2 separate regions of the Homo sapiens genome follow, and region 1 is linked to region 2. A link is a loop called in an ENCODE intact Hi-C map of the cell type or tissue named here. Cell type or tissue: mammary epithelial cell. All regions are shown on one strand.

The links. Hi-C counts contacts between places; a loop is a spot of excess contacts. Peaks named below come from ENCODE experiments on the same cell type or tissue, not always from the same donor. Only the 100,000 strongest peaks of a DNase experiment are listed, where the experiment ranks them.
Region 1: it touches region 2 in a loop (4-fold over the local background); 46 of 110 quality-filtered maps call a loop at or near these places.

The regions. Positions count from the first base shown.
Region 1 is chr1:200,841,241-200,843,740 of GRCh38, forward strand. It overlaps CAMSAP2 (calmodulin regulated spectrin associated protein family member 2), which reads left to right. Exons shown (of 17, transcript NM_203459.4): 7 at 754-847. Among named protein-coding and RNA genes, the nearest start is that of GPR25, 30 kb to the right of the region's middle. In mammary epithelial cell, no CTCF peak of the experiment used is centred here; no DNase peak of the experiment used is centred here.
Region 2 is chr1:200,621,309-200,623,808 of GRCh38, forward strand. No RefSeq gene overlaps it. Among named protein-coding and RNA genes, the nearest start is that of KIF14, 1.8 kb to the left of the region's middle. In mammary epithelial cell, a CTCF peak has its summit at 1,169 (motif pointing right); no DNase peak of the experiment used is centred here; H3K4me3 peaks cover 248 bases; H3K27ac peaks cover 649 bases.

The sequences.
Region 1 (2,500 bases), 220 kb after region 2:
ACATACATATAACTTTTTTTGTTTAAGACGGAGTCTTGCCCTGTCACCCAGGCTGGAGTGCAATGGCATGATCTTGGCTCACTGCAACCTCTGTGTCTTGGGTTCAAGCTATTCTCCTACCTCAGCCTCTCAAGTAGCTAGGATTACAGGCACGCGCCACCACACCCGGCTAGTTTTTTGTATCTTTAGTAGAGACGGGGTTTCACCTTGTTGGCCAGGCTGGTCTCAAACTCCTGACCTCGTGATCTGCCCACCTTGGCCTCCCAAAGTGCTGGGGTTACAGGCGTGAGTCACCACGCCCGGCCAAATAAAGTATTTTTTTAACACTACATCCAGTTACGTTTTGGAGAAATTTCTAGGGATCTGAGTAGAGCTTAGTTATGTTTTGAAAGTGATAACCCCTCTTTAGAGTGTCAGATGATTGAATAACTTTTTAAGTTGCTTATATTTACTTTGGAATGAAAGTGCCTTATATATTATCTCAGTGTTCTACACAGTTAGAGGTATTCATGCCTGCTAGATCAATTGGACCACCATTTTAGAACTATAGAGCAAATGATCAGCAAGAGGTTTTGAATAGTTATAATTTTTACCCACAAGAGTTAATATTCCATCCCATGTTTAATAGCCTACTATAGTGAATATACTCCAGTGATGAATGAATGAGATTTAAACCTATATTTTAAAACAATAAAATTCTGTTTATCATGAAGTTTTACCTAATGTAGGCTTTCTCTTAAATTTCCTATATAGAGTAATTATTTGGTGTTCATGGCGGAACTGTTCTGGTGGTTTGAAGTGGTGAAGCCGTCTTTTGTACAGCCTCGTGTTGTTCGTCCACAAGGAGGTAATCAATCTTTTTAATTTTAAATGTTCCTATGAACAGAAAAAAATGGAATGTTGATATAACCTTACCTGGTTACATTTTTAGAAATCAGCCTATTATTTTTTTTTTAGATTTCAGCTATTACACTTGATAGATTCTCCTAACCTCTTAAAATGGTTAGAGGAGAAGAAAAAGAAAATGGAGGGAATGGCTTTGAATTTGAAGTCTTATGATGTGGAACTTTTAGCTTTAACTGTCCATTTCTTTTCTTTGCATCTTTTATCGTTATCCCAGCTTTTATTCCCTTTTAGATTCTTAGTTTTTAACATTGTGTTACCCAGAATCCCCACAAATTATTGTTTGGCCTTAACCCGCAACTCGAATTTGCCATTAAACTATAAAAAGGTTTGTATGGATTTTTAAACCTAGTGGATTTTATGACTATTATATCATGAACTATTGATTGTACATAATAAGAATAAAATTAGTAAGAAATAAGGGGGTTACTGTAAAGACCCCTAGATATAAGGAACAAAAAATCTTCCTAAATTTTCTGTAAAGCAAAATTTCACATAGCAAAACCAATTTTCTCTTGGCTCCCATTATAAAACTAGAGGTTTATTTCTAGGCTGGGTGCGGTGGCTCACGCCTGTAATCCTAGCACTTTGAGAGGCCTAGGCGGGTGGATTACCTGAGGTCAGGAGTTTGAAACCAGGCTGGGCAACATGGTGAAACCCTGTCTCTACTAAAAATACAAAAATTAGCCGGGCATGTTGGTGCATGCCTGTAATTCCAGCTACTCGGGAGGCTGAGACAGTAGAGTTACTTGAACCCAGGAGGCAGAGGTTGCAGTGAGCGAGATTGCATCACTGCACTCCAGCCTGGGTGACAGAGATGAGACACCATCTCAAAAAAAAAAGAAAAAAAAAAAAAACTAGAGGTTTATTTCTATAGGGGGAAAAATGATCTTAAATTATAAGCTTAGCCCACTAAAGAACTTTCTTCCAGCATAACTTATGGAAACATTTCTGTCTGCTACCAATAGCTGCCCTACCCAACGCAACACATGATCATTGTGCATCCCAACTACTTAGCAGCTTTCCTTGGCTCCAAAGTTTGTTATTTTTGTAACTGCTACCGTTACCTGCACCTCCCCGCTAAACCCCCAAAAAATAAAAGAAGAGAAAGTGATCAGGAAGGAGGAAAAACATATGTAGCCAAAGGGGAGGCATAGTCTAGTGAGTACAATGAGGTTACTTCAGGCAGCCCACCGCATCTCAGGCAAAAATCTGTGAAATAAGCAATAATTAGAGTATTGCTAAGCTTCTTAAGGCAGATTCTGAATATCGAGTCACTATATAACATTATATAACTTCTTTACATGCCTATAAAAAAATTGAGATGCTCCCCTAAGTCCATTGAATGAAGTCAGATATTCTTAGTAATTTTCATAACCAATATTTGTATAATTTTTAAAAATTATTAACAGGGTTTTCACTACATTGCTTTCTGTGATTTCACCTGTGAAGCTCACTATTCAAAATACCAACAGCTGTTGCATCAGATCTCAAAGTCAAAAAGTAAATTGAGTCTTCCTCCAGAGTTACTTACAAAAATAAAAGTATACCAGCAGGTTTAATTATTTTCTAAAGAAATTCTGTTTTTCTCTAATTG
Region 2 (2,500 bases):
AGAACTTGAAGGTTCTTGCCGCCGTACAATGTAACTCCGTTTCAGTAAAAGTTCCCTTTTTTTAATTTTTTTTTTCTTTTTTGAGACGGAGTCTCGCTCTGCAGCCCAGGCTGGAGTGCAGTGGCCCCTGCAACCTCCGCCTCCCTGGTTCAAGCGATTCTCCTGCCTCAGCCTCTGGAGTAGCTGGGATTACAGGCGCGCACCACCACGCCCAGCTAATTTTTGTATTTTTAGTAGAGACGGGGTTTCACCATATTGGCCAGGCTGGTCTCGAATTCCTGACCTTGTAAGCTGCCAGGCGTGAGCCACTGCGCCGCCCAGCCCCCATAAGATTTTGAAATCTGAAAAAATATTACAAATACATTCTGAAAAATAACCAAATAAATGAGAAAGACTAGATAAATAGATATTGTAAAGCAACAATGTTTTTTAAACAGGCAAAAAGTACAGAGATATTGAAGAAGTATTCACTGAGATAGAGACCATAAGTAGCTCCAATTATATAGACCAACCAAACAGATGATAAAGTACTCATTCTAAATCTTACTCTAAAAATCATTCTAAAACTCAATTAAAATTAAGGTATAAGGAAACTATCAGAAAATAGAATATAATATTTATCAGGGCCAGGTGCGGTGGCTCACGCCTGTAATCTTAGCACTTTGGGAGACCAAGGCAGGCGGATCACTTGCAGTCAGGAGTTTAAAACCAGCCTGGCTAACATGGTGAAACCCCGTCTCTCCTAAAAATACAAAAATTAGGCAGCCGTGGTGGCGGGCCCCTGTAATCCCCGTTACTCAGGAGGCTGAGGCAGGAGAATCACGTGAACCGGGTAGGCGGAGGTTGCAGTGAGCCGAGATCGCGCCATTGCACTCCAGCCTGGGGGACAAGAGAGAAACTCCGTCTCAAGAAAAAAAAAAAAAAAAGTTATCACATCTATGGGAAAATGATCATTCAATTTAGAAACAAAGCAAGATATGTCAAAGAAAAGACAGACAAACTCAAATACATAAAAATTTTAAACATATGTATAATTCAAAATAATAAAAATAAAATGTAACTGGAAATATATATTAAACATGACAGAAGACATAAAGACCTTTTTCAATTTTAAAAGGAAAATAAGCTCATAAATAGAATAAAGCAAGTATTTTTTTAAATCCACCAGAGGGAGACAAACAGAAAGAAAACGTGGAAAGAGTCGAAGTAAAACTGGCACGTTTGAAGCTTTCTGGATTATGTAAGATTTAAAGAAAAATGATTAACTCATGCTAATTAATGATCTCTTAAGATTAAATTTTTTTTTTTTGAGACGGAGTTTCGCTCTAGTTGCCCAGGCTGGAGTGCAATGGCTTGATCTTGGCTCACCGCAACGTCCGTCTCCCAGGTTCAAGCGATTCTCCTGCCTCAGCCTCCCGAGTAGATGGGATTACAGGCGTGCACCACAACCCCAGCTAATTTTGTATTTTTAGTAGAGAAGGGGTTTCTCCATGTTGGTCAAGCTGGTCTCGAACTCTCGACCTTAGGTGATCCACCTACCTCAGCCCCCCAAAGTGCTGGGATTACAGGCGTGAGCCACTGCGCCCGGCCTAAGATTAAATCTATTACAATTTAGCAAATTTCACAATTTTTAAATTATTAAAATGTGGTATGTATTTTCCTGGTGTTTGTATCTAGTTGCACTTGGGGTCTATAACGAAAAGGTGCAATAGGAAATTAATAATTTTAAAATGCAAAGGACAAAGCAAAAGTTGTGGAAAAGTGGTAAGAGCACTTTGGATTCTAGCTGAGGATCTGTCTCAACCTAATGGTGAGACCAGAGATAAGTCTCCTTACTGTAGATCCCTCGCTTGTGAAACGAAAGTGCTGGATTAAATCATCATAACCAGCAAGGATTGAGTCCTTTCTTTGTGCAAGATAAATAACCTAACTCCATAACCTTATAAGATAGGTATTATGATTATCGCTGTTTTACACATGAGGGAAAGTGGGTTTCCAAGGAGTTAAATAGCTTGCCTGACATTATACAACTACTGGGTCACAGAGTTAGGTTCAGAACTCAGGAAATTAAACACCATTTCCTGTGCTCTGTACCACTACCCTGTACAACAGTTTTTACAGATTCTTTCTGGATCTCAAATGTCTATGGCTTTATAATAAGGACAAGAGTTAAACAAACTGCATGAACCTAAAGGTATTTTAAAATCTGTCATATTTTGTATTTTCCTTCTAATTTTCTTTTTTTTATTTTTATTATTATTATTATTATTATTTTGAGACGGAGTCTTGCTCTGTCGCCCAGGCTAGAGTGCAGTGGCGCCATCTTGGCTCACAGCAAGCTCTGCCTCCCGGGTTCACGCCATTCTCCTGCCTCAGCCTCCTGAGCAGCTGGGACTATAGGCATGCGCCACCACGCCTGGCTAATTTTTTGTATTTTTAGTAGAGACAGGGTTTCACCATGTTAGCCAGGATGATCTCGATCTCCTGACCTCGTGATCCA